2 separate regions of the Mus musculus genome follow, and region 2 is linked to region 1. A link is a loop called in an ENCODE intact Hi-C map of the cell type or tissue named here. Cell type or tissue: gastrocnemius. All regions are shown on one strand. Each heading gives the region's core, and the rest is flanking DNA. Links, peaks and the distances in the headings are about the cores only. Region 1 overlaps Gab2 (growth factor receptor bound protein 2-associated protein 2). Region 2 overlaps Nars2 (asparaginyl-tRNA synthetase 2 (mitochondrial)(putative)).

Region 1 (10,192 bases), core at 1,121-9,120:
AAGACGGTCCAGTGACTCTCAAGGACTCACCATAGGGACATAGTTCTCCTCACTGTCTCCCGAGTCTGTGCTGGTGATGCTCTGTGTGGAGATAGGACGGCAGTACTGGGAGGAACTGGAGTTAAAGGTGTGGCTGCTGGACAGAAAAAAAAAGAGAGTGAACCCTGAGAAGTATTGGTTCTTAACCCCAGACCTGGCCTCTCACCTGAGTTTCACACTTCCATTATCAGATAGATTTAATATAGGGACATTTTAATCATTTCCCCTTCACAGAAGAGGAAAACAATTCCCAAGAGATCAAGAGACAGATTAACAAAACGTGGACGATAATTGGCATGTGGCACAGCAACAGATGTGGGAAGATCCACCCTCAATGTGTATAGTACCAGCCAAGTAGACAGGGGCTGAATGGGACAGCCAGGACAGGCATACATTTTGTTTTCTGGCTGTCATGCTCTCTCCATCCTGTTTTTGCCTTGCCACAGGCCTCAAGTGAGCCAAGTGACCACAGACTGAATCATGAACCAAAACACATCTATCCTTGTCTTGAAGTGTTTATACCATATATTTTGTAGCAAAGACCAGAAACCGAACAAAGCTCCTGATAGCATTATCATCAATGTCCTGGTGTCCTGACTGCTAGGCCAGCTATCATGCCACCCAATTCTGACCCCAAACTTTTGGTTTTGCAGTCACTCACTTGATCCTGGACCAAGACTTGGTGACAGGTGACTTGAAGGGCAGCTCATCGATGACAGTGTTGTTTCTCAGGTCAAGGGGTGTTGGCTTTGCTAAAGCAGGAACAGAGTTCAGGGATCAGTGACTACACTACACACACAGACTATATGTAACACGCCAGCACTGTACAAACGCTGTCAGCTTTATACAGGGCATCTGAGGCTCAGTAAGGACATACAGATGGCTTGGTTTCAGGACTCCCACAGATATCAAACTCTAGATACTTAAGTCTATGTCTTTGTCGTCACATTCTAAAGTATGTGTCCTTCCCACTGTATCTATAGTAATCAAGACTTCCAGAATCCAAAATGGGACTTATGGGTCTGACAATAAAGATTCTCCCTAGGTTTTATGACTTCTCATGAGAACAGATTGTATTCACAATAGAGATGGTCATTGTGACTACTGCTGTTGATTTTGGACAGTGTTATACAAATAACAGTGAAGGAAAGCAAAGGGGCACAGGACCCTGTAAGGCTCAAGGTCACATAGTCAGAGTCACACCCATGGCTTCCATCTCTGTCTAACTTCCCCAATTCTCCTTTTCAATCCCAGCAGAAGTCCAGTTTGGACTCTAGCATGTTTTCCTGATCTCCACACAGACGATGGCCCTACTACTGCACACCTGCAGTGGACTATGTGAAGCATTCCGGACACTTTCCCTATAAACAAATCCGAAGTGTGAATTTACATTATCTGCACAGTTACATACTTCTAAGCCCAGTATCTACCCAATCTCTAAGCAAATGCTATCCAGAGATGAGATGGGGCAAAAAGTGGGCTTACCTTTTCTGTCAGGCTTGAGGTTTCGGTTGACCGGGGGTGGCTGGATTTCACTTCCTCGGCTGGGGCCTCTGTGAATAGGAAGGGCTGTGGACGGGTAGCCAAGTGGGTCAAAGTGATGGGGTCCTGGGCTCATGGGGATGTAGACACTCTGGGAGTTGTCCCCTGGTCGTTCCATAGCCAGCAGGGTAGAAGAACCTGGGTTCATGGGCACGTAGTTGTCATCAGAGCTGGCACTATTTGATCGACCTACGGCAGTCTTTCCTGGCTAAAAAAAAAAAGGTAAAAGATCTACCTGTAACTAGTGAAAAGAAGTAAGGTGAGACTGTGTACAAGCTGTCTCAGTTGGTTAGCTACTTTTTAAAGGGAGACCTTGGGAAGATCAAATAAAGATGTGTAGTGGGAACCAAGGAGAAATGAGCTCTGCAGTTACTTGTTTCACCATCTCTTGGGAGCCTTATCTTTGTGATAAAACGGAAGTACAAAACTTTGTGGTTACTCAAATCCATGGCTTGTGGCTAGAGGTATTTGGGCTCCCGCTGCCTGGCTAAGGTAGAAGGCAGTCCAGGCTAGGAATAGCTCAGGATTGACCACTGATGAGTCAATCTAGACCCTGACCAGGACTCTGGAAGGGGAGGTTTACTAGCTACACTTTCCTGTGCAGCATTCAGTGAGCCTGGGCTCATTCCAGGTACCTGAGTCACATAGTAGCAAGTTGTAGGTAGAACTGTCACAGACTTGTATAGTAGTGTAGCTGTTCTAACTATAGCCATTTCCCAACTCTCACCATCTTATTGCCTAGCAGAGCACATCTACCCACAGGGCTTCTTCACTTGTCTTTCCAGTGGGCTTGAACCTAAATCCTGATCAACTTGTTTTGAACTTGGACAACTGTGGTCAACCCATTCCAGAGACAGCCTGAGAGCCCCATGTAAGCTGTCATCTGTCACCACTTCTGCTATGTTCCTACTCCACATGACACCTAGAGAGCAGGGCTGTTGCCTTAAAGTACCCTCTACTTTGGAGTGTGTCTGCTGCATTGTATTCTAGTTTGCCACAGGACCAGATGAAGGTGCCATTTTTACTTCCTCAAAACACCTCCCTAGGACTTTGGACTGGGACAGGTAGGCAGTTCCTGAGGGAAATGCCATCATTCTTCGGGTGGTACACTTTTAGTTATATGTGGCATAGCTTCTTTCCTACCCTGACTGACCCAAGAGGCCCCAATCACACCCCACCCCCCAGGAAAGAATTAACATTCTCACTCACAGGTTCAGCAGACCAGCTGGCACTTTCCCCACTGCCTCGTGCCGGGTACTCGTAGGTCTCACAGGAAGAAGCTGTGATGAAGGAAGAAGAGAGTTTATACTCATGCTGAGCCCATGACTCTCCTGTCACTGTCCAGTGTGGCAATTCTAATATTCATGTCTGTTCCAGTGTGGGTGTCTGCAGAGGACATCCTGACTTTAGCCCTGGGTTCTTCTAATATCTCCCAATCAGCCCATTCTCACCTCTGGGAATACTTTGGTAATGGCATTTACACTAATTACATATGTTGGTTTTCTTTTTCCAGCTTTGAAAAAGCTTTGAAGGGCAGGGGTGTGTTGTGTATGTGTTATACAGTTCCAAAGCACAGGCAACTGCTCAGATCGCCTGACTGCCGGCAGAGTTCTAAACTGGATGCTTGGCCCCATAGACCCAAGGCTCGTCTTTGCTGCTGTCACAGTAGGGGGATGAGAAAGATCTGCAACCTCTAAAGACAGCTTACTGAACAGAGGAGGTATGCAGAGTTGGAATTTATCTGTGATAAGTGAGGACAGAACTTAGCGGCTTCAAGTCCAGGTTCAGAATTCAACTAGAAATTCTATGACATGAAAATACCATGAAGATCCCATTTTGTATTATTTTCTTTAACTTTGTTTTTCTTCTAATTTTTTTTACATTTTTGGTTTTAGTTTTAAATAAACAAAATAATATGATTTGAGCCTCCAAACCCAAAATATCAACATCTCCAAGGTGGAGTCTGCTATACCTCTGCCATGGTGGGTGTCATATTGACAGCTAGGCGGAGGATCAACTGCTAAGGAAATTGCACAGAAGATGCATCAACTGCTATCACTGAACTAATTAGTCCTTAAGTTTACCTTGGCTTAGGGGTGACCATGGGCTAGCAATATACTGAGAATGCCTGGCCCACCTCCCTGGCCCTCTGGTCTCAGCTCCAGATTACACTGACCTCGATGGAGTCGGCTGTTGTCCATTGCAGGGAGGGTATTGCGCCTGGGGATAGTAGCAGCTACAGATCTGCTATTTTCGCTGATTGGAGGTCTTTGCTGAATGCTGCCCCATTGAGGTGTTTCTGCCTGACTTGGCTTGGGTGGCCGGGGTGGGGGAGCTATGGCTGAATCTCCAGGAGTGGCCACTGTCATGGCATTGTGGTTCTTGTCCAGTGTGAAAGTTCTAGGGATCTGGTAGGCTGAGAGAGGAGTGGTTGGGACATCCATATTGTCCACAAGGAGGTCTCCAAGTTCCCGACACAGGGTGTTGCTGGGCATCTTGAAGGTGTACACATCCTCGTTATCAGTCTCAGACCCTGTGAGGCTGCTCTTGGTGTGGCCATGGGAAGCCAGGCTCCGTGGGAGATCATAAGTACTGTCTTTGAATTCTGTATTGTGTCGGCTTGGCTTGGGAAGGCTATAGAAGCCATGGACTTGACCTCCGACGCCGTTGATACAGTGTCCATTGCTCTGGGCAAGTTTTTGCACAGCTGTATCACTCTTCTGCCGGGTGCCCTGAGAGAAGCTGGCACTCCTAAAGGAGAGACAAGAAGGGGACAGTGAGAAGAGGACAGAGGATGTTCAATGCACGCAGCTCGTTGTTGTGGGAATACTGAGGAGTCAGGCAGACCCCAGTTCTTCCTAGTCCCTACCACATATTAACTGTGTAATCTTAGGACTTTTACTTTAGGCATCTCCAAAATAGTAATTCAAATCATCTGAAGATTCTTTAGGAAGTCAACTCTAGTGTATTTAGCAGGTGTATGCTCCAGCAATGTTAACCTTTTTGAGCCCCTGGACTTCTCTGTGGCTGTTCCTAGCAGAGAATATGGTCATTCCTGGGCCCCAGAGATGCAAATAAACAGTCATACTGATAACCTGCTCACTCTCTGAATGACCAAAGAGCACACATATGGCAAGTTGTGGGAGAAAACAGAAAATCTGAGTTTTAGTTTTTTCTCTTTAAAGTCCGCTCGTGGGCACTGGTGCTTGTATTTTAAAGAACCAATTTAAATTTAAGCTATAGGCTTTATCTTCTACCAGGAATCATGGTTTGTTGAGAAGAATCTGGTTCTCTCCAGAAATCTAAAACTGTTGGTAAAATGACTTCCATTTGAGAACTCTAGTAGGGTAGAAAATGGTATTGCTTTTATTCATTTTAAATGATGGTACTGGGAAGCAAGGCCACCTTTAACGACAGTAACAGTGAAGGGAAGTTTATACTTAGTCCTAGCATTGCTACCTGTGAACATCAGCATGATGTTCTCCTAGGTACGAGACCTAGTCTTAGTTACAACCTGGGTCAGAGGCTCTGTAAGCCTTCCATTTCACAAGAGTGGTTGTTAAACTGGGTTCTGCATAAGTACTGTGTTAAGCTGGAGGATGAGTAGCAGGGAACCAGGCCTGCTTTCTGTCTCTGATGATCCTTCGGAGGATTTCATCTGAGCGGGAGACAAGGGAATCAACCCTCAGCAGTAGTTCTGTCTTTTGTAGACCAGAGGTATCTTCAGAAACCTAGTAAGCTCTTGGAGACTTTACCAGAATAAGGTGCAGGTTCACACTCACACCTCTGTGTTCTCCTGGGTGATGTTTGAACTGAGAACCACTGGTGGATCATCATCTGCTTTCCCTTAGCTCCCTCGCGAGGAACTTGCTATTTATAGATGTGGCCACCAGGTGGTAGTAGAGAACAGTGCCTAGAAGTTTAAACAGATGAATGGAACCAAGTATGCTGGCCAGGTTCCCCTTAACATGGGCCACTGGTGGTCCTAATATTCAGTCCCCCCAAATTTACCAGCCCCTCTACCTAGGTTTTTGTGTTTGTTCTCCCTTTCCAGTCACTTCCATTCACATAACCAAGCCAAGAGCTAAGGCCCAGGATAGATAAACATCACAGCTGAGGCAGGAGAATCAATGGCAGGTACAGAGTGTTCATATTTGTCCTTGGTATGTTTTATCTTATTATTGTTTTTGAATTTCCAATTCTCATTAGATGTCTTAATCTGATTTTTTCATTCGACAAATACTTGTTGATGTCTTCCTCCCCATCTAGGCTAGACACAATGGATACAGAGGTGTTGTGTGCTTAGAAATCACAGGAGATGCCATCCCTGCAAATTACCACAGTCAAGTATGAGTCTGTCAGTGGCCACATATTAACCTTTCCTGGTGGGGTCATGTTAGAAAGGCCTTTTCACAGACATCACATCTGAGTGAGTCGAGAAAAAAGAACAGCAAAACAAAATAAAGGCATTTCAGTTTGGGGCCAAAGATGTTTAAAACAACTTGGCAACTTTAAGGCTCTCCATGCTGCTCAGGCTGGAGGAAGCATGCTGGAAGGCAAGGCAGACAGAAACACAGATACTGCATCTCATGCACATAGAATCCAAATTACCAATCTCATAGGAACAGAGCATAATGAGGCTACCAGAAGCTAGTATTGTAATAAAATCATACAATAGTATCTGTTAATTTAAAAAGTGGGGTTAGTGGGATTTAGCTATATAAAGATTGCAGTTCAGGAAGACGCCCCAGCAGTGGCAGAACCTCCTAGGTGTGTTGTTCTGCAGTAAAAATGAACATTTTCCAGAATGCACCAGTCACCTTCTGTGATGGTTTGTAAATTCTTGGACCAGGGAGTGGCACCATTTGGAGGTGTGGCCTTGTTGGAATAGGTGTGACCTGGTTGGAGTAGGTCTGTCACTGTGGGTGTGGGCTTAAGACCCTCACCCTAGTTGCCTGGAAGTCAGTCTTCTACTAGCAGCCTTTGGATGAAGATGTAGAATTCTCAGCTCTGCCTGTTCCATGCCTGCCTGGATACTGCCATGTTCCCACCTTGATGATAATGGACTGAACCTCTGAACCTGTAAGCCAGTCCCAAGTAAATGTTGCTTTTTATAAGACTTGCCTTGGTCATGGTGTCTGTTCACAGCAGTAAAACCCTAAGGAAGACACCTTCCTTCTTCAATTCATTTCTGCCTTGACTCTGGTCTTGGGAAACCAGAAATGATGATGATTACCCATAATGATTTTTCACATGTTCAGGTCTTACCCAATCTACTCCAACTTATTTCCTTCTGATTTTTCTTCTGGATCAGAGTGCTAATGACTGACCTGACACTTACTTTCTCAGACTTTAAAGAAGTTTGTTATTGGGCTGGCGAGATGGCTCAGGGGTTAAGAGCACCGACTGCTCTTCCGAAGGTCCCGAGTTCAAATCCCAGCAATCACATGGTGGCTCACAACCATCCGTAATGAAATCTGATGCCCTCTTCTGGAGTGTCTGAAGACAGCTATAGTGTACTTACATATAATAAATAAATACATCTTTTTTTTAAAAAAAAGAAGTTTGTTATTTTTTAGCTGCATAATTTTTATTTCCTCTTTTATACATTTTCATATAGTCATGACTCACACTGTACTGTGATTTTGCTTTTGTTCTACTCTACTAGACTGTAGGTATATTAATGATGGAAAGTCCACTTTGATTTTTAATGAATATTTCTCCCCACCCTGTGTGTGTGTGTTTAAGATAGGGTTTCTCTGTGTAGTCCTAGCTGTCCTGGAACTTGCTTTGTAGACTAGGCTGGCCATGAATTCTCTGCCTCCCAAGTGCTGGGATAAAAGGCATGTGCCACCACTCCTGGCTTAAGTATATTTCTCATTTAAGGGAAAATAATGTGTAAATATTTGTAAAAAGATTAACTACCACTTAGCATTTTAATGACCATCTGTCACTAGCAATCTTAAGTCACTTGGACCATCTTCCAATCCCAATCCCAGATGAGCCCGTTCTATGAGTATGTGTCACAGACGTTAAAACATGAGATGACCCAGTGTATCTTGTTTTATGTTGAAGTCTTTGATCTCCTTGGACTTGAGCTTTGTGCAAACTGACAAATATGGATCTATTTTCATTTTTCTACATACCGACTGCCAGTTAGACCAGCACCATTTATTAAAGATGCTTTCTTTTTTCCATTGTACATTTTTGGCTTCTTTGCCAAAGATCAAGTGTCCATAAGTGTGTGGTTTTATTTCTAGGTCTCCAACTCTATTCCACTGATCGATCTGTCTGTCTTTTTGCCAATACCATGCAGTTTTTGTTTTTCTTTTTTATCACTAATCACTATTGCTCTGTAGTACAGCTTGAGGTCAGGGATGGTGATTCCTCCAAAAGTTTTTCCATATGAAATTGAGAATTTCTCTTTCCATGTCTTTGAAGAATTGTGTTGGAATTTTGATAGGGATTGCATTGATAGGATGATCATTGCTTTTGATATGATGATCATTTTACTGTTAATCTTACCATTTTCTGAGGTCTTTGATTTCTTTCTTGAGAGACTTGAAGTTCTTGTCATACAGCTCTTTCACTTGTTTGGTTAGAGTTACCCCAAGATACTTTATATTATTTGTGACTATTATGAAGGGTGTTTTTCCTATTTTCTTTCTCAGCCTGTTTATCATTTGTATAAAGGAAGGCTACTGATTTATTTGAGTTAATTTTATACCTGGCCACTTTGCTGAAGTTGTTTATCAGCTGGAGAAGTTCTCTGGTAGAATTTTTGGGGTCACTTATATACACTATCATATCATCTACAAATAGTGATACCTTGACTTTTTCTGTGCCAGTTTGTATCTCCTTGATCTTCTTTTGTTGTCTTATTGCTCTGGCTAGCATAAAACCAGATACACTGAATCTAATAGAAGAGAAAGTGGGAAAGAGCCTTGAACTCATGGGCACGAAGTAGGGATGGGGGATTTCCTAAATAGAACTCCAATGGCTCAGGCTTTAAGATCAAGAATTGATAGCTGGGACCTCATGAAACTTAAAAGCTTCTGTAAGGCAAAGGACATAGTCGATAAGACAAATAGGCAACCTACAGATTGAAAAAAAATCTTCACTAACCCCACATTACCTTTTGGCTAGTATCCAAAATATATAAAGAACTCAAGAAGCTAAATTCCAAAAAACCCAAACAACCCAATAAAAAAAATGGAGCATAGAAGTAAACAGAGAATTTACAACAGAGAAATCTCGAATGACCAAGAAGCACTTAAATAAAAGTTCAAAGTCCTTAGTGGTCAGGGAAATACAAATCAAAATGACCCTGAGATTCCAGCTTACACCAATCAGAATGGCTAAGACCAAAACCTCAGATGACAGTACATTTTGGCAAGAATGAGGAGAAAGAGGAATAGTCCTCTATTGCTGGTGGGATTGAAAACTGGTACTCTGGAAATCAATCTGGAGGTTCCTCAGAAAACTGGAAATAGATCTACTTGAAAACCTAGCTATACCACTCCTGGGCATATACCCAAAAGATGCCTCACCATGCCTCAAAGGGCATATGCTCCACTATGTTCACAGCAGCCTTATTTGTGATAGCCAGAAGCTAGAAACAACCCAGATGTCCCATAGTAGAAGAATGGATACAGAAAATGTGGTTCATTTACATAATAAGCTACTACTCAGCTATTAAGAACAAGGACATCATGAGTTTTGCAGGCAAATGGATGGATCTAGAAAATATCATCCTGACACAGACCCAAAGGAACATGCATGGTATGTACTCACTGATAAGTGGATGTTAGCCAAAAAGTACAGAATACCCAGGATACAATTCAAGAATTCAAGAAGGTTAACAAGAATTCAAGAATTCAAGAAGGTTAACAAGCTGAAAGGCCCAAGTGACGATGCTTCTTCAATCCTACTTGGGAGGGAGAAGAAAGCATAGAGCATAGAGAGGGAAGAAACTGGGTGGGAGAGGGGAGAGGGAGATGCAGGGGAAAAGGGAAACATAAGCAGGTATTTGAGGGGGGGACCAGAAGTGAAGCCCTGAGGTCCAGCAGAATGAATGGAAATATACAACCTTGAGAGGTGGGGGGACCCTCTAGAATGTACCAGAGACCTGGGAGGTGAGAGAATCTCAGGACTCAAAAGAAGGAACCTTATAAGAAATGCCCAACAGTGTGGAGAGGAAACTTGTAGAATCCACCTCAGTAGAAAGACAGGGCATCAAGTGGAGGGATGGGGTTGCCATTCCACAGTCAAAAACTCTGACCCATAATTGTTCCTGTTTAAAAGAACTGCAGGGACAAAAATGGAGAAGAGACTGGGGGAAAGGAGGCCCAGTGACCGGTCCATCTTTGAGACCCTTTTCAAGGGGAGGCTCTAAGACCTGACACTATTACTGATGCTATGATGTATCTACAGACAGAAGCCTAGCATGGCTGTCCTCCGAGAGGCCCAACAAGTAGCTGAATTGGACACACCCAACCAATGGTCTGAAGCTGGGGGACTCCCGTGGTTGAATTAGGGAAAGGCTGGAAGAAGTTGAGGAGGCAGGCAACTCCATAGGAAGACCAGCAGTCTCAACAAACCTGGATCCCTG
Region 2 (8,000 bases), core at 1-8,000, 330 kb after region 1:
CCAGTGCTGGAATTACAAATATTCATTGCCACATCTAGTTCATGAGATAGTAGGATTTGAACCCAAGGCTTTGGTAAGTATTCTATCAAAGGAGCTAATTTCCCTGCCTACACAATGGAATTTTTTTTTTCAGTCATAAAGAACAAAGATGCTATCTGCAGAAAAATGGATGCAGGCAGGGCTACGACATTAAGTCTACCTTAGACAAATATCACATTTTATCTCATTACTGATTTCTAGATTTTATATTAGTACATAAAACACGTATGTATATATGACCTGAAAGCAGAAGCAAAACTGTATAGGGGACAAAGGGGAGAAACCAGGGTACAGAGAAGAGGGTGGGAGACATGTTGGAAAAATATGCTCAAAACTAAAATAAAGTTGAACAGAGAAAAAACCTATTTTAGGAGGTGAATCTTATGAAAAAAATGTATTCTTTTACAATTTTGGAAAAATCTTTCTTTATATGCATACTTTTGTACTCTTTTTTATTTTTCTAATCTACTTTGATTTTTACTCTACTTTTTCATTTTTTTGATTGGCATACAAAGAAATGGGCTTCATTGTGACATTTTATAGATATGCATATATTATAATGTTTTGTTCTTATTTACAACCCTTCTTCCTGTCATTCTCCTGTCCTGCCTCCCTGGTTCCCTTCCTGACTCTAAATACTCCTCCCTTTCTGATTTCATTGACATATATACTCCATGAAAAAGCAAACAGAATGCTAAGTTAAAAATTCACCCCTTCTAGCTCCAGTGGAATAACAGGAGACGGGAGCTGTGTGAATGTTGTTCAAGGATTACTACTGAAAGCTTCAGGTGCTAGCCATGATCTTCAGTCCACATAACCATTATTAAATTTAAAGTAAATCCTTAAAGAAAAATATTAAGCAGCGGTAAGAGGGGAATACAGCTTACCTCCACTTGAAAAAGCTCTCCGGCCCCCTCACAGTCGTTGGATGTGAGTACTGGGGTATGAATGTGCACAAAGCCATTGTCCTGGAAGAGAAGGAGAACTCTTCAGTACATCTGTATGTGAAAGAACCCCAAGACCCAATGCTGTGTTTTACTATTAAAATGGCACCAACATCCTGCTGTCATGCAGCTCTCCACAACTCTCCAAATACAACACGGTTCAAAGATCAGGCAAGTGGGGTTTTTTTTGTTTATGGGTGTTTGAGAGGGGTTTGCTATGGAATGCGACAGGCTGGCCTTGAATTCTTGATCCTCCTGTCTCTCAGCCTCTTGTGCTGGGTTTATATGCATTCATTATCATACTTGGAGAGTTGAATGCTTAATTATACTTAGAAGCATACAAAAACTTCAAATATATAACAGACTTAGATGTACCTTGTCTAACTACTTAATTTCAAAAATAAGCAATCCCTATTCTAGAGAGATCTCCTGAATTTCCAAGTTAGGCAACTAGTCAGTAGCTAGGCCAGGGGTAGAGCACAGGCTCTTTAGCGATGATCTCTCTCTCTCTCTCTCCCTCCCTCCCTCCCTCCCTCCCTCCCTCCCTCTTTGTGTCTGTCTCTGTGCCTGTCTGTCTGTCTGTCTCTCTCTAATGCTATTTCTCCTGCTCAGTCCTGACATAATGAGGATAATCTTTCATCCAAGGCTATTGTGGAATGGCATTGCCCACACTGCTAACAGAATGCCAATGAACAATATGAAGTTATCTTGAAATGAAGCCTCAGCAGTAAGGAGCCATCAAGAAGGAGAAGATAACGGCTGATAAAAAGGGACTAAAGAGGAAGAGGGAGGAAGGTCTAACAAGTCTCTGTCACTGAATCGATGGTACAGTGCATACTGCACATGACACAGGCAGTGATCGTACTTCCCCTGCCTATAGAACATTGTGAGGGGAGCAAGCCCATCCATCACAGAGGCGCCCAACTGCAGTCCTTCCGATCAAAAGTCTGCGACTATTTCCATTAGTGAACCACAAACGCTGTTGCTAGCAGGATTGAAATAACCCATCACCTTCAAGGTTATGCTTCTCTCATTCTGACTATGCATGCAGGCAAAAGGTTACATTCAGAATGGATGTGGCAGGATGGAAGTGCAGACAGCCAAAAGAAACTTTACAGTATACAGGCAGAATGCTATCTACTTAATGCAGAACTTCAGCCTTGAAATCAATACAATAAATTCATGCATCTGCATCCTTGCCAGGTTCTGCCTATCTTGAGTAGAACGTAAAAACATCTTTAGGCATAATCAGAGGAAGACCTTCCAAGTATGACCCTCTCTGAATTCAAGAGTTCTGACCACAAAAGAAATTATTTAACCAACAACTTACATAGATATGGACTGGTTAAACATTCAAGATATAAATTACGGCTTCCAGAAATTATTCAAATATGCACTTAACCTAAAAGCAGCGTGCTTAAAGGTGCCGCACACAGCACACTAGAAAGGATCAATGAAACACAATCAATACGATTATTGCATAAAAACTGTATTTCTTATGAACCAAGAATTATGGACATGAATCATTTATTCCATGTGAGTGCAGGCAACTCTGAGCATGAGCACAGTAAACAAAGAAAGGAAGTGAAAAATCCAAAGGAAACGAGGGTGGGAGAAGAAACGTAACGGCCGGCCGACTACAGTTGCCAGCTCCAGCGCTGGGGAGCTGCCGTGTGAAGCAGCAGCAGATGCGAGGTAAACAACACGGAGCTGACAGAACACGGGCGTCAAGCTGCTCCAGGAGGCCATCAGTTTGCAAGTTTTAATGCTGCCAGCAAAGCTCACCAAATCCATTACCAACGCTATAACAGGGCAAACCCAAAGTTAGGGCAGTACAAGCAGCACAAGCGAAGTCTGAGGAAGACAGTGGGCGAGAAAGGCAGATCCGACGAAGAGTGAGCGCAAGGGGAGGTGGATGCGCAGTGTCCGCCTTGACTGAGCCAGTGACTGAGGCCTTCCCAGGACAGGGGCAGCCGGACCGCAGCCCCAGTCTGCACAAAATCATTTTTGATATTCAAACCAAAGAATGACTTAGATGGTTACAGAATCCTAGCTTAGAATAAGATTCAAATCCCCAGTTTTTACTATATTAACAAATTTGATAGGTCTGGAATTTATGAAATTTTAACATCTTTTATAAGCTTACAGTAATAAATCAAAGAAACAATATCAAATACTAGGTAATATGCAACCATTATTAATAAGTACAACAATGGCCCTTTTTGTGGGTTTCTGAGACATAATCTTACTATGCAGCCCTGGTTGAAGTGATAATTACTAACCACAACTTCTGGCAAGCCTGCCTCAGTGTCCTTAGTACTTGAGATTACAGCCATGAACCAACACACTCTGGCTCTAGTGACTTCTTGAAAATATACATTTCAAAGTGTCATGTACACAAGCAGACACCACAAAATGAAACATTAGGATTATATGTTTTTAATATAATTAAAAACTTTAAAGTGAGAAGCTGGGGAGATGGTTTGGCCAGTGCTAAGAGCATGCTTGTTCTTCCAGAGGACCTGGGTTCGAGTCACTACACCTACATGGTGCTCACCAACATCCCTTTCTTCACTCTGGTTCCTGGGGGCCTCAAGCCACATCCTGGCATTCGAGGCCTTAGAATGCATGCGCTGCACACACATACATACAAGCAAAACACACATACACATCAAATATATATTTTTTAAAAACTAAAAGGTAAATTTACAGCATTTAAGTGTCTTGACTTTATAACTATTAACAATGCTAAAATTACTTCCAACCATTTAATTGTTTTTCTTATGTCAGATTTTTATAGTCTGCTCTATATTTTAAATTATTTTCAGATTTTATGAAAGCTCAAAATAATAAAGAAATATACAAAAGTAGGTAAAGTTTACTTGTCAGTGGATTGATGGCTTGTCAATAGCACCATCTAGTGGCCAAAACTATATAAAACTGTTCTAAAGCAGGTCTCTTCTCAGTTATTTAAAGTGTGGGACACACACACACACACACACCACCACTGCCGCCACCCTTTCTCTTTAGCTCTAGAGAGATTTTATATTTGTCTGGGTCAAGTACTATTAAAAGTCATATAAAAGGTGAATAAATAAATTTAGGAGATGACATGTAAATAGGCCCTTTTAAAGTATAATGGGATAAAATTGCATACTTATAATTTACTTTCCTCTGTTTAATCAAAACTATTTGCCTTAAAGCTATGATGCTCTTTGGTAGTCTTCCAGAAATGAGCTCTAGTGGACCTTTCCAAGAAGCAAGAAGTGTCCTGGTGAGGCAGAACGAGACTGACACAGGAAAATAGCACAGGCTTTATCTACTGGCTCACCACTGTCCTCCCACAAATATGACCAAAGTGGGAGACTGGATCCACCCTCTTCTCTGAACACTGTCAAGGAACTGTCAAGAGTCTGCAGAAACAAAATGGCTGCAGTTCAAAGGGCAGAATCTCAGACATGTGGGAACCAGATGGCTAGAGTGCTGCCCAGGTGTGTCAGGTACAGAACTGATTAGCACAAGACAGAAGAAACTATGCAAAGTTGTGAACAGAATAGTCCACAGAGATTGGCAGAGACAGGGACCAGTATTTGCTTGTTGGCTGGATGCTCACACAGCCAGATAGAATAATCAGGAAGGCTTGCCTCTATCAGTGTGGGGCAACCACTTTGGGAGTCAAATGACCCTTTCACAAAAAACACAGATATTTGCATTATGATTCACAACAGTAGCAAAATTACAGTTATGAAGTAGAAACAAAAATAATTTTATGATTGGGGGGGTCACCACAACATGCAGAACTGTATTATAGGGTCACAGCCTTAGGAAGGTTGAGGCCTAGACCATAACAAATAATCAGTAGTACACTGAGCCCTCTTTTAGACATGATAGACCAAAAGTACTGAATAGTTTTCAAGTAACTTAATGATATACCAGAACACAAACTGAGAACCTTTATAAATACCCTGTACTCACAAGGTAAAATCCACATCATCTGGTAGCAACTGAAAATCAAAAGGATACAAAGAGGAAAAATGCAACAGATTAATCAAAACTAACTTATAGGTGAGGCATTAAACATATATAAGTTCATAATTTTAAAACTAAACCTGTGTTCTGTATTTGAAGCTTCTGATTTGCATCTGCACAGATTTATATCTGTGCCCAGGAGTGGACCCTGTGCTACAGCCCTCCACACCCCAAACACACCCAAGACAGCGTGACCCCCAGAAGCTCTGACACACCCAGGCTTACAGGCTCACAGGCAGGACAGGCTCCAGCCAGAGCCAGCAAAGCCAGTTAACATCAGAGATAAACAGATGGTGAGAGACAAGCTCAAGAACACAAGCAACAGAAACCAATGCTACTTAGTATCAGAAGCCAGTTCTCCCACCACAGCAAGCCCTAGATATCCCAACACACCAGAAAAGCAAGATTCTAATCTAAAAATCCCATCTCATGATGATGACAGAGGACTTTAAGAAGGACATAAACCCTTAAAGAAATACAGGAGAATGCAGGTAAACAGCTAGAAGCCCTTAAAGAGGAAACACAGAAATCCCTTAAAGAAATACAGGAAAATACAACCAAACAGGTGAAGGAATTGAACAAAACAATCTAGGATCTAAAGATGGAAATAGAAACAATAAAGAAATCACAAAGGGAGACAACCCTGGAGATGGAAAACCTAGAAATTTTCAGGAGTCATAGATTCAAGCATCACCAACAGAATACAAGAGATAGAAGAGAGAATCTCAGGTGCAGAAGATACCATGGAAAACATTGACACAACAGTCAAAGAAAATACAAAATGCAAAAAGCTTCTAATGAAAAACATCAGGAGATCCAAGACACAATGAAAAGACCAAACAATAAGAACAATAGGTATAAGAGAGTGAAGATCCCCAACTCAAAGGGCAAGCAAACATCTACAACATAATTATAGAAGAAAACGTCCCTAACCTAAAGAAAGAGATGCCCACGAACATACAAGAAATAGATCTGACCAGAAAATAAATTCCTCTCATCACATAATAATCAAAACACCAAATGCACGAACAAAGAGAAAGTATTAAAAGCTGTGAGGGAAAAAGGCCAAGTAACATATAAAGGCAGACCCATCAGAATTACACCAGACTTCTCACCAGAGACTATGAAAGCCAGAAGAGCCTGGACAGATGTTATACAGACCCTAAGAGAACACAAATGCTAGCCCAGACTACTATACCCAGCAAAAATTTCAGTTACCATAGATGGAGAAACCATAGCTATTCCGTGACAAAATTTAAATAGTATCTTACCCAGCCCTACAAAATAGAAGGAAAATTCCAACAAAAGGAGGGAAACTACACCTAAGGAAAAGCAAGAAATTAATCTTCTCACAACAAACCCAAAAGAAGAGAGCCACACAAACATGATTCTACCTCTAACAAAGAAGCAACAATCACTGGTCCTTAATATCTCATAATATCAATGGACTCAATTCCCCAATAAAAAGACACAGAATAACAGACTGGATACATAAACAGAACTCAGCATTTTGTTGCATACAGGACACTTCAGTGACAAAGACAGACACTATCTCAAAGTAAAGGGCTGGAAAAAATTTTCCAAGCAAATGGTCCCAAGAAATAAGCTGGAGTAGCCATTGTAATATTGATAAAATCGACTTTCAACCAAAAGTTTTCAAAAAAGATGAGTAAGGACACTTCAACTTATCAAAAGAAAAATCTACCAAAATGAACTCTCAATTCTGAATATCTATGCCACAAATGCAAGAATACCCACATTTGAAAAAGAAATGTTACTAAAGCTCAAAGCACACATTGAACCTCATGCAACACTCTCATCAATGGACAAGTCATGGAAACAGAAACTAAACAGAGACACAGTGAAACTAACCGAAGTTATAAACCAAATGGATTTAACAGATATAGCTGAAGGGGTGCAGGAAGCCTTTCTCACAGAACACCCCCTCCCCTCCCCAGCTTTTCAGAGAGGGCCCAATCTGGCACGGAAATATTGCTATCCCATTTTCATGGTAGCACTCCCTAACGAACACCCCCACACACAACCCCCCTGGGAGTGACAGATGCCTGCTTAAGAATAAACATCCCTCAGCCCAGTGTTGCAGGGGCTAGCACTTCCCAGTGCAGGTGGTGCCTGTCCTTGGGAGAATTGAAGACTAAGCATTCTTGAAGAGATAATAAGTGCCTCACATTTGGGCCATGAGAGGAGGGCAATTAAGCGTTTCCAGACAGCTGTGGCCAGTTTGTAAAAAAACAAAAACAAAACAAAACAAAACCATACTAGTTCCTGATAGGACCATAAAGTTACTTCCCTGATAGGACCTTAAAGACTCTTCCCAGGTCAGAAGAGTACCCCTTCCCAGTTGCAGGATCCTGCCCCCCTGCCTGAACAATCATGTTTGAAGGATAACTTCCCTTGTCACCTCCCCCATAGCCCCTTCATCCCGAAGACTAAGAATCCCTGTTTATGCCTGTATAAAATCAGCAAGGCCCTAGACATAGGGTTGCACTCCTATCCTGGGCAGTAGGAAGGTTTGCAATCCGAGTCTGACTGGAATAAAAAGGCTCTTTTGTTTCACTACATCAGGTCAGCAGTTCTTAGAGTTCTTCTGGGAATCCCACGAGCTGGGAATAACAATATCTACAGAACATAACAATATCTACATAACATTTCACCCTAAATCAAAAGAATATACCTTCTTCTCAGCACTTCATGGTACCTTCTCCAAAACTGACCATATAATTGGTCACAAAACAAGCTTCAACAGATACAAGAAGATTGAAATAATCTCAAGCATTCTATAAGACCATCAAGAACTAAGGCTGGTCTTCAATAACAACAAAAACAACAGAAAGTCCTCATATACATGGAAGCTGAACAACTCTCTGCTCAATGATAACTTGGTCAGGGAAGAAATAAAGAAAGAAATTAAAGACTTTTTAGAATTTAGTGAAAATGAAGACACATCATACCAAAACTTATGGGACA

What was found. Peaks named below come from ENCODE experiments on the same cell type or tissue, not always from the same donor. Only the 100,000 strongest peaks of a DNase experiment are listed, where the experiment ranks them.
Region 2: it touches region 1 in a loop (13-fold over the local background); 36 of 42 quality-filtered maps call a loop at or near these places.

Annotation. Positions count from the first base shown.
Region 1 is chr7:97,292,968-97,303,159 of GRCm38, reverse strand. Gab2 (growth factor receptor bound protein 2-associated protein 2) reads right to left here. Exons shown (of 10, transcript NM_010248.2): 4 at 3,758-4,332; 5 at 2,791-2,861; 6 at 1,525-1,789; 7 at 701-791; 8 at 31-136. Among named protein-coding and RNA genes, the nearest start is that of Usp35, 34 kb to the left of the region's middle. In gastrocnemius, for the core only: a CTCF peak has its summit at 5,469 (motif pointing right); a DNase peak (open chromatin) is centred at 5,477.
Region 2 is chr7:96,966,489-96,974,488 of GRCm38, reverse strand. Nars2 (asparaginyl-tRNA synthetase 2 (mitochondrial)(putative)) reads right to left here. Exons shown (of 14, transcript NM_153591.4): 5 at 927-1,007. Among named protein-coding and RNA genes, the nearest start is that of Nars2, 19 kb to the right of the region's middle. In gastrocnemius, for the core only: a CTCF peak has its summit at 3,894 (motif pointing left); a DNase peak (open chromatin) is centred at 7,054; H3K4me3 peaks cover 951 bases; H3K27ac peaks cover 1,204 bases.